Regions from separate parts of the Homo sapiens genome. Here region 1 is linked to region 2. Evidence: chromatin loops called from intact Hi-C (ENCODE). Cell type or tissue: heart right ventricle. All regions are shown on one strand. Links, peaks and the distances in the headings refer to the core of each region. The heading gives the core; the rest is flanking DNA. Region 1 overlaps TEAD1 (TEA domain transcription factor 1). Region 2 overlaps TEAD1 (TEA domain transcription factor 1).

Region 1 (5,373 bases), core at 250-5,249, 59 kb before region 2:
CTTCTTGCTTGAAAGCCACACTCCTAACATTGGGGTTGGGTTGTAAAAGTTCTTTTGTAAGTGGTTGAATGGAACTCATCTTTTCATAGCAAAACAATGCTTAGGGTCTTCGGCCTTCTTGTAAAACCATTGCATAATCCCCCCTGGGGTGCAGAGGGCATTCAGCTTCAGGTGCGGAGAAGAAAGGTACTTTTGCTGCCCTCATTGCACCTCTTAATACCTGCTTTGGGCTAGCTGCTTAGCTTCTCTGTGCCCGCAGTTTCCCCATCTGGAAAATGGGGATGATGTTATCTACTTGGAAGAGTTGGAGTAAAGTTTAGATTAGGTAAGTGCTGGCTCGGTAGGCTAGAGCTGTAGGTGTGGCTGCTGTTAAAACCTAGGCCATTTGTTTCTCTCAGTACTGCAAGCTCCAGAGATAAATCTTTGCCCCTCTCCTAAGACTCGCTTCCTCTGGGCCTTAAATGTCACTCAAATAATAATTCACACTCATGTGAATGAATGGTTGCCCATCTCTTTAGCCAGTGTATTTGCATGTTTAAGAGGATGGTTGTGAATTCCAGTGCCTAACTCCAGGTACTTCCTGGGTAGATGAGCTGAGTTCCTTCTGGAAGCTGGTGATAGAACCTTGTGTTTTCGAAGTCAGCTGGCTTAAGCTGGTCCTGCTCTGCTCACATTCCCAGCTACACTTCTGGGTGTGTCAATGTCCCTGTGTTTTTAGATCTGGGCCACTCCTGGTGACTGGTCTGAGCAGTTAAGATTGCTTTGTGTGAGCCTGGGCCAGGGACCACCTGCATTTTATTGACATCTTTTCCTTTTGTCTCTTAAGCAGTGTATAGACATGTGTGCTAATTAATCTGGTTTCCCAGTTCTTTAAAAAAATTAAAATGAAGACTTATTGAGGGAGGAGAGTAGTCTGGTTGAGGAGAGAGACTTAGATTCAGGCAGGCTGACAGTGGATGAGGGGAGAAAATATATTTAAAAGCACTTATTCACAACCCTGGGAGTCTACTAAAATTACTGAATTACATACTTCAAAAGGGTGAACTTTATGGTATGTGAATCATATCTCATAAAGAAATAAAACCCTGGATCTAGTCACCACACAGAACAGCATCTTGTCATGCTCACCATGGTATCCCCAGCACTCTGGCTGTCATGTTTTTCGGTGATCGAGTGATTAAAAACTGATAATCAGACCTAATAAGAAGAGTTTCTACCAGTTGGTTTTAGAGAGGAGCCAGGAAAAAACATATAGTTCGTTTCAAAGATAAACAGTAGTAGTATTTAAAATGAAACTTTTTTACTTTAGAAATAATCAGTTTCAATAATGTGGAATGATGTGCTCCCTAATGATAAATGTTTACCATGGTAACCCATCCTTATGGATTGTACTTTTAAACAATCCAGTAACTAAGTCATAAAGGATAAAGTGGGAGATCATGAAGAGGAGACACCTGGAAGGCATGGGAGGCCACAAATCAGTCATTGAATCTGATTTGCAGATTGACTTAAGAATGGGAGAAAATGGACCTAGAATCAGGTTAATGTGTACCTCAAGTTTCAGGCTCTGCTCTACCTAGCTTTTTTCTTAATTTTAACCTGGTCTTCCTTGTTCCTGTGTCCATCCACCAGATCCTGGCTGCCTTCCTCCTGGTTACTGTTTGTGGCAGTTTTGCCTATTTGTATTTTCGACAGGGCTGCCCTTTATGGTTCCCCATGGCTGAGTACCTGTTTGCCTGGTATAATCCTGGTTTATGTTGCTTGTCTTGGCATAATCCTTAAAGAACCCTCCTTTACTATCAAAATGTCCCAGTTTGGATGATAAATTATATGCCTATGGTACTAATAGGAAATTGTCAGGGAAACTGGCAGACTAGACTTTTCTAGAATGGAGAGAAAATCCCAGGCAGGAGGGCTTTGTGGTGTCTTGGTATTGAGCTCATGACAGTATTACTTTTGAAGGATTGTCCCAGGCCATTTCTGAGGCCACAGCTACAATAGAGGGGAATTTCAGGAAACAACTTTCCCTTCAAACCTGTGCTATTTCAACCAAATTGTTTCAAACCTTGTTCTTTTCTGTGGATGCACTCATAAGTATTTTTTTAAAAATAATTCTCATCATTCATAGGAATGATTCAGCATTGGTTCATTTCCTTTTAGACCAAAAAAGTTTAATTTAGAAAGAAGTTTTTTTTTTAGTGGTATTCTGAAAGGTTGGTTTGTACTGTATGAAATTGGGGGATTTCAGATTATATTTTAGAACCTGTGGTCTTGGCACTCTTGACATTCTTAGGTTTCAAACTCACTTACCTTTGTTCTGAGGGAGACTGTGTAATGATGTCCTATGATGCACCTAAATAGATAAGCCAGAGAACATTGAGTGGAATTTTAGAAATTTTAAAAGAAATTTTAGTACTTTTAGAACTTTGCCTAAAACCAAAAGTAATTGGAATGACACTGCTCAGTTCCTGGTGGTTCTTTTGACACCACTGTTTAGTTATTTTGTGATGTGCCTTAGGCAGTGACTTCGGGCAGGAGTGGAGGTGTTCAGTCCAGTGTTTCAGCTCTGACCAAAACAATGGCGTCTAGACTTTGTTGTTGAGAACTCTGGTGGAGAACTGTTACCTTGTTGGGGTGGTTCACTGGGAGAAGGCATTTGAGGGTCCTCCAAGTGCTGGGTCTTGGTCTCTCCACTTCTAGCTCGTGTGGAAGGAAGTCCTGGTTGGGAATCCTCTGCTATGGCTCTTCCTGTGACCTTAGGTAAATCATTTGAAAATCTTTGGTTTATCTTTCTGGGAAGATGATGCTGTACTGCCTCTTGCCCCTCTAGCTGTTTTTTGTGCTGTGCTTTTGATTAAAGAGAGAAAATGTGTGAGCCCTTAGGCAGAAAGGTCCTGGAAAACTTATCTTATCATACCATCCATAACCCTCAAAGACAGGTTTTGTGGAGGAGGAGCAGTACTGCTGAGTTCACTTTTAGTTGTGCTCATTCCTGGGCTTCTTGGATAGGAAGGGAAGGCTGACAGGCCAGGTTCTGTCTCAAGCCCATATAAGAGTTGAGTTGCAATTGTAGTTGAAGAAGGTGAAGCTCAGAGAAGTTTAGTGACCTACCCAACATCACACAGCTGCACTTTAAAACCAGTTCTTTATCTGTGTGACTCCACAGCTGTCAGGCTAACAAAGGACTGCACATCAAGTCACCTATCCGGTTTTCTTGTGGCATTTGAAGGGAGTTAAGATAGATTGTGACATTGAAACAAAGGTAGGCTTCTCATTTAGTGTATTTGCCCAGAAAAATGAGGACACAATACTTGTGTTTTCTTGGTGGCCCATTTTACTCCCTCTTACAAACATATGGCTAAGGTCTTGAAAAGTTGGGTGTGTCTCAGTTGAGCCTTTCAGAGATTACTTATCCTGCCCCATTCACCTCTCCCCTGTGGTTTCAGTCCTCCAGGACTGTGGGGACCAGTACCCCTCACCCCCGTGACTGGTTATACTCACCGTTGAGAGAGAGGGGGCAGGACTCCTCCGGGCCAGGCTAATCCAAACTATTCTCTAGGTGGGTGTAGTGGGTAGGGGGACTGCTGTAGTTTGGAAGTTTGGAACTGGACCTGCCAGTTTATCTGGTTTTGCTTTGGAATGTGCTGTGTTGGCAGGCAGGCAGAATAAGTTAGCCCCCTCCATCACCCTGTAGGCCTGGATATGGAAATGGCCTCATGCTGGGGATAGGGTTTAGGCAGATGACCTTGACTTCACTTTTTGAGAATGGGAGTGCTTGGGAACCTGCTGAGATGGGGTGAATTTCTCTCTTCCCACCCAGGTGACCAGCTTAGCCTGTGATAGGTGATGGGCAGTGATGGGGGCAGCTGGCAGAAGAGAGTTAACTGTGCTTGCCCAGAGCCCTTCATAATCAGGACTCTGAAAAAGACACTGGGTCTTTGAAATGGGGTTGTTTACAGGGTTGATACCCCTCTTTGACACCTTGGTTGGTTTTTGGTGGGAGGCAGTGGGGCTGGTTGATACAATCTTTTCCTCCTGTCTACCTGTTTCTGGTGTCTCTCAGCTAAAAGGTGTGTGATCACTGATTGCCAGTTTTTAGGACTCTGTGCTCATGACTTTCCCCGCTTCCCAACTTGCTTGTACCTTCTTAGTCTTCATGCATTTCTTAAATTCTTCCTAGGTGGTTCTGTTGGCTGTTTTGGTGTTGTCCTAACTGTGCAGTTCTTACTAGTGCTTGGTGTATTCAGTAAGGTAGCCGGAAAGCATGGCTTGGAGGTCAGATCTTGGTTGCAGCCCCAGTTCTGCCTATTGGCTGTGTGATTTTGAGTAAGTGATTAACTCTATCTCGGCTTCTTGTTTCCTCCTCTGCAAAATGGAGAAAATAATAGTACTTCTCCACATGTGAGTTTAAATGAAATATAGCGAATGACCCACTGTCAGCCTCTCTGTTGGTTCCCCCAACCCATTGAGAAGTCTCTTGCTTCCTCCACTCTCCAGTTTCTCAGTTCAGGGTCCTGAGGTTTTCCTCCCGAATAACATAGGCTGGTCTGACTGGGGGTCATTTATTTGCCTTTTCGTCTTCCTCCTTTGGGTTTAGTTTTAAGCTTTGCCCCAGCTTCCCCTCTTGCTGGATTTCCTGCTTTGTTGTTTTTCTGTTTTTTTTTTTGTTGTTGTTTATTTGTTTGTTTTGTTTTTAAATTTTTAGTTTGACAGGCTATTTCCCTTTTGTTTTCATATTTTCTGTTGTCTCTCCCTCCTCCCTGGAAAACACATCCACCCTTCCTGCCTCCACTTTTCACCCTTTCTCCTCTGCTCTTATCACTTTAAGATCTCAGAGACTCTACCCTGCAGTTCACTACATTTCACCAAAAATGGTCATCAGAAAAGCACCACTTCTGCTCTCTTTAACACTGGATTGAATCTGTTGGCTTATAGAGTTCCCAGCACTCTTGATAGTTGTTACTATTTTGGAATAACATAACTCATTCTCATCCGCATTATGCTTATGAACTTGTGGAATGACACAGGTTTCCTTCACTTATCTGTTTGACCTTGGGCAACCTCTTTATCCTTCTGAAGCACAGTTTCCTAACCCCTGAAATGGACATAGAAGTGCCTTCCTTATGGGTTATAGTGCAGGTTCAGTGAGGGTGAGCACAGTGCTGACTCGCGGAGAAGTGTCTCATAAATGTTAGCTGCTGCTGCTAATTATGATTGTGACTACCATCATCCAGCAGCTGTGAAGTAGAGTGCCAAGTACCTCTTCTGTAGCATCTGTCTCTCTTTTTGAAGGAGGGGGTCAGGAGCAGAATCTTATTTTTATTTTAGATTTTCAGTGTCTTTGCTTTGGGAAAGTTTAGTACAGTAGAGGGC
Region 2 (5,373 bases), core at 260-5,259:
GGTTTCACAACTAAAATATTAGGGAGTCTGGTGAATTTAAGAAATAGTGTTGAAGTGATGGCAATTGAGATTTTAAAAGTTGCCTGTATGACAAATGAAACAGATTTAAGGTGGGGGAGAAGGTTACCCATGAACGGGGTGGTATTGAAAATATTTAACAGCCAGTCCAGAAGGGCATTGGCACAGTAGAAACTACACTGCAGGCCCCTTGATTTGCCGGACACCTATCCTTGTTGAATAGTGAGGAGACCTTGGGACACTACGAAGGGGACAGAGCATTCACTGGGGCTTTGGAGCACTGACTCTTTACACGCTGTTATGGAAGTATTTCAGTATTTTAAACAACCAGTATAGTTGTACCAGTCGGGTACTGGAGGTGGTGTGGGAGAGTGTCTGAAACTGGCAGGTGTTCAGAGGTGTTGATAGATTCTTCACTTGTCATCTTTAATTCATTGCTGAGAAAACTTTAGTTGCGCTAGGCCAGATTATCCCCAAAGGCGTTTGGACAGTGTCACATTAGAATTTAGGGCTATTTAGAAAGCACTGAGACATGTCCTTTTTTTCAGAAAATACTGTGTATACAGTGTGAGAGGCGCACAGCCTCTGTCTTCATGAGGTCCCCAGTCTATCGGTGGCCTTGAAATTTTTCTGCTCTTTGACTGTAGGCTAGGAATCTGTCCTTGAGAAATGATTACAAGGATGTTTGCTACAACAGTGAAAAGTTGGGCAAAATCTAAATGTCCAAGCATGAGAAAAGAGCTAAATAATAGCATATCCACCCCCCAGAATATTATGTACCTCTTAAAAATCACAGACACAGAGAAGTTTTCAGGACTCAGGAACTATTTCTGACTGTGAAATGTTAGGTGGGCAATAAAAACCTAAAGCTGTAAGGAATAATTAGTGTAAGAAAGGACATCAAAATGCATGGGTAGCACTGATTATTATTTGATGGTGGAATATGGGTAAAGTTAATTTTCTTTGTGGATGTTTCTATATGTTCCACTTTTGGTCATCTATGGGTATTAACTTTTATAACTAGAGGTGTTCCAGAAATATTTTTAAAAACCCGATTAAAAATTTAAAAATTATTGTATAATTAGTGAGTGGGTGAACATGTTGGATTTAAACTTGGAGAAGCACATTTGGAGGTTGTATTTATCTCTTGTAAAGAAAGCTGCTGACTCGGTGGGATAAAAATAAGAGGCCTAGGTCAGCCTCCTCGCGTTGAGGCACCTGGCTCCCCCAGGCTTCCAGACTGCACGGGTTCTGAGAGGCCCTAATGGGCTTGTTGAAAGGTTCTACTTGGCTTCTTATTAATGTCCCTCCCTGAGCTGTGCTCTGCTCTGCTGGCTAACCTTGTCGGAAGGTTACCTGTGGCTCTCCAGGGCTCGGCTAATTTTAAACCTGGTCAGGGAGTGTGGTGGCATTGCTCTGCAGAGACATGAACAGCTCCCTGGGAGACACTGCTGGGGAAAGATGAGTCGAGTCTACGGTTTTTTCTCATCCTCCTGTAAGTGACCAGGCACGCTGAACAAGCAAAGAGAGCTGGGATAATAATGAGAGCTTTTATGGTAAAAACCAGGATTATTAAAGATCTTTTAGCAGTGTCAATGCTGGTTGATAATTGCACGGTGTGATGTGCCCTGCATGAACTGTGTCAATTCTGGCCACACTAGGAGTAGCAAGGTGAATGAGATCCTCTCTTCTGGAAACTAGACTTTGGCTGCTTTTAAAGACAGAATGAAACTACAGTGAATTTCACTACTTATTCGGTATTATTTTAAATTTTCAGGACTCACACTCCACTGGTGATAAGTTCTTCTATGAAATTTTTGATCAATTTGATTGGGAGAGGGCTGTTTCTGAAAAGCTAAAAAAAATTTAAAAACACAGAATCGCTGCCTGTCTGCATGTCAACTGCTGGTCTGGCTGCCTCTAAAATTGTCATTTTAAGGGGTTTTTTTTTTTTTTTTTGGACTGTTTGCAGTGGAGTCTTGTTCAGAATACGGCTGTGTCTTATAATACGTGCAACCCTGATATTGTAAAATGAAATATAAATCAATAACTGCAAAATAAGGTGACAATTGAGAACCTTTTCCCCATCAAAATTAATTGTTAAAAAAAAAAACTTAGCCCATATTTTTCTGCTTAGAATTTTTTTGTCCATCTACCTTTCACCACCTTCAGGTTGGGAATCTAAATGTGCCTGTTAGAGTTGGCTCTGTCTTCTCCTGCCAAGGCATTCACAGCTTCTTTTGCACGTACGGGATTACAGTGGGAAACCCATTCCACCCAGTGGATGGCCTGGTCTTGAGGCTTACCTGCCTGGCTTAAGGAAGTGCATCTTTTCTTGTAGCTGGGCCTGTACCCACCCACTCATAAAACAGTTGCTAGGAGCAAATTAAAGAGGCATTGTGTGTGGAGTAAACCAGGATGAAAGAACAATGGATGGAGAATCAATACCCTCCTAACTCCCTACAGTGATTGAAGTTAACTTTATTTGAAATATCCAGGCTGGGCCAGAGCACATCAAGCTAGCAGCATTCTTGCACGAGAGTAGCACGGGAATGAACTTTGATTTCATTTTAGGGAAGAAGAAAAAATAATGAATAAATGCTTTTTATTAGCCTTTTCCCTCCCCTTGAAGTCCTACCTCTTCTACATAAACCTAATTAGCTTCGACATGTTTGGATTTAGTTTTGAGAAAATTAAAGCTGAGTAATATTAGGAATTTGTTCAGTGGGAATACTTGTTAAAACCTTCATTGACCCAAATCTGACTTATAAATGGTATTAAATAAGCAAACTAAAGAAAACTTCATCCCCGTCTTGTCCTAAAATAATATTTTTAAAAGCATATTTAGAGTTAAGTATAATATAAATATGTTACCCTGATTAGGTACTAAATGAGGTACTGAAGAAGCTGTAGTGGCGGTATTGAGTGTAGTTATGAATTTAATGTTCTTTTCTTAAAAACCAAGTCCTCTTTGACACATGTTCAAAGGTCTTCCTTTTTTTTCTTCTCCTGAGCTGCTCTTTCTCACCTCTGGGGCACTTCCCTCCTACACTTGGCCCGCATGCGTGGTTTAGGCAGGCCCACTGTTATTTTTGTGGTAACCTGACACTGGGCCCAGCGCAGCCCCCTGGCTCTTGTGGGAGGTGAACTGGCTGAGAGCCAGGCTGCGTTCTCCCAGGATGAGCTGCTGCTGAAGCAGGCTGGGCTGAGGGCTGTGGGCAGGCTGCAGCAGGGGCTGGGATGCCACAGACCAGGCGGGCTGGGGGTTCACCAGTGAAGACCTCAGACTGTGCGGCTCAGCAGGTGGCAGGTCCTGCCTGAGGTTAAAGAAAGGTGGAGTTGGTTGTTGAGGCCACAGACCAGGTAGTCAGGGTGTTTGGAAACCTGAGGAAGGTTTTGAGGCCAGTGAGTCTCTTTTATCTCACTCTGTGGTTCTAGTCTAAGGTATGCCTGAGGCTGTCCTTGTAATTCCTTAGACAAGGATGAATTTCTTAAGAATCATCAAAATTGTATTCACATTTTAAGTTAAAATAAAGCAAATGGTTATTTGTTGAGCTGGGCTAGGGGGCTGGAGTGGGGTGCAGAAATGAATGGGAAATAGTGCCTACCTTTGAAAATTTGCAGTATAGCAGGGAAGAAGGTGGATATATTAGCAGTAATTATTATTATTTTTTAATTTTTAAAATTTTTGTTTTTTATTTATTTTTTGAGACGATGTCTTGCTATGTCATCCAGGCTGGAGTGCAGTGGCACAATCTTGGCTCACTGCAACTCTGCCTCCCGGGTTCAAGTGATAATCCTGCCTCAGCCTCCTGAGTAGCTGGGATTATAGGCACCCGCCACCACACCCATCTAATTTTTTGTATTTTTAGTAGAGATGTGGTTTCACTATTTTGGCAAGGCTGGTCTTGAACTCCTGACCTCAAGTGATCTGCCTGCCTAGGTCTCTCAGAGTGCTAGGATTACAGGCGTGAGCCACCACGCCTGGCCTATTAGTTTTGTTGTCAGCTATTTGAGAACCTACGGTGTGTCTGGCACAGTTAAGACATACTACCCATGCTCATCTCTAAGCATTTAGATAATATATGCATTGACTGTTGATTGAGATATTCTGTTAATACTTTCATGGATCATCTCATTTAATCTTTACATCAGGTGGCTAATAATGTTCCAGTTTTCATGAAAAGAAATGTAGGCACAGGTAGTAAGTGGAGGAATCAAAATTCAAACTCTTTGGGATTCTAAAACTCAGTATTCTCTTTATGTATATATAACTGCTCTGCCATATGGATTCTCCAGATGTCCAAGGTGATCCCTGCAATTTTTTTTTTTTTGAGACAGAGTCTTGCTCTGTTGCCCAGGCTGGAGTGCAGTGGCGCGATCCTGGCTCACTGCAACCTCCACCTCCTGGGTTCAAGTGATTCTCCTGCTTCAGCCTCCCAAGTAGCTGGGACTACAGGCACCCGTCACCACGCCCGGCTAATTTTTGTATTCTTAGTAGTGATGAGGTTTCACCATATTGGCCAGGCTGGTCTCAAACTCCTGACCTCAGGTGATGCACCCGCCTCTGCCTCCCAAAGTGCTGGGATTACAGGCGTGAGCCGCTGCGCCTGGTCTAATCCCTGCAATTCTTAGAAATACCTACCAAGGACAATATCAGCAAAAGTTTTTTGAGTTCCAACAATCTGTCAGGTATTGGGAGAGCCCCAGGCACCTGAAGGAGTGGAGTAGGTGGCCGGCTGTGTCCAGGCATCTTGGAGTGCGTGTGCAGCTAGAATGTTGGGGTTCTGGATGGGTGGCTGGAGGAGCAGGCTGAGAACAGGTGTGAAAGGCCAGGGGTCTCATAATGCACTTCAGTCCTGAGTGAGTGGGGATCTGCTGAATGACTTCAAGTGAGTGTATGATGAAAGTCCTATTTGCATTTTAGGAAAACCTTTCTGACTGCGGGATAGTGTAGGAGACACTCGCTAAAAATATGTCTCCTGGGATTCTGATTCAGGATTTCTGGCATAAAGCTGGGAATCTCTATGTTTAAGAAGCCACCCATATCATCTCGTATAACCAGGCTTGGGGACTAGGTTGTTGGCAGTGGCGAGAGTGTGGGGAGGCGGGGGACAGCTCAGCTCTGGCAGAGGGCTGAGGCAGAAATGGTGCGGTCCTTTCCTTGAGACAGGAGCAAAGTTAGTGGGGTAGAGAGGAGCAGAGGGGATCCAGGGGAGGCAGGGGGACTGGGGGTCAAATGGACGTTCTTGGTGATCATTTAGATCAGGAGGGGAGGAGGGGAACCTAGGATAATGGCCCTCCTTTTGGGTTATGCTCCAGCCAGTTTACCTGAGAAACATCATCTCTGAGAGG

What was found. A loop is a pair of places that touch in the nucleus more often than their neighbours do. Peaks named below come from ENCODE experiments on the same cell type or tissue, not always from the same donor. Only the 100,000 strongest peaks of a DNase experiment are listed, where the experiment ranks them.
Region 1: a loop joins it to region 2, with 2.0 times the contacts of the local background. A loop is called at or near these places in 16 of 110 quality-filtered maps.

What each region holds. Positions count from the first base shown.
Region 1 is chr11:12,684,359-12,689,731 of GRCh38, forward strand. The region is part of intron 2 of TEAD1 (TEA domain transcription factor 1); the gene reads left to right. Among named protein-coding and RNA genes, the nearest start is that of TEAD1, 13 kb to the left of the region's middle. In heart right ventricle, for the core only: no CTCF peak of the experiment used is centred there; no DNase peak of the experiment used is centred there; H3K27ac peaks cover 1,340 bases.
Region 2 is chr11:12,743,628-12,749,000 of GRCh38, forward strand. All of the region lies in intron 2 of TEAD1 (TEA domain transcription factor 1), which reads left to right. Among named protein-coding and RNA genes, the nearest start is that of TEAD1, 72 kb to the left of the region's middle. In heart right ventricle, for the core only: a CTCF peak has its summit at 3,097; DNase peaks (open chromatin) are centred at 1,333 and 3,164; H3K27ac peaks cover 3,274 bases.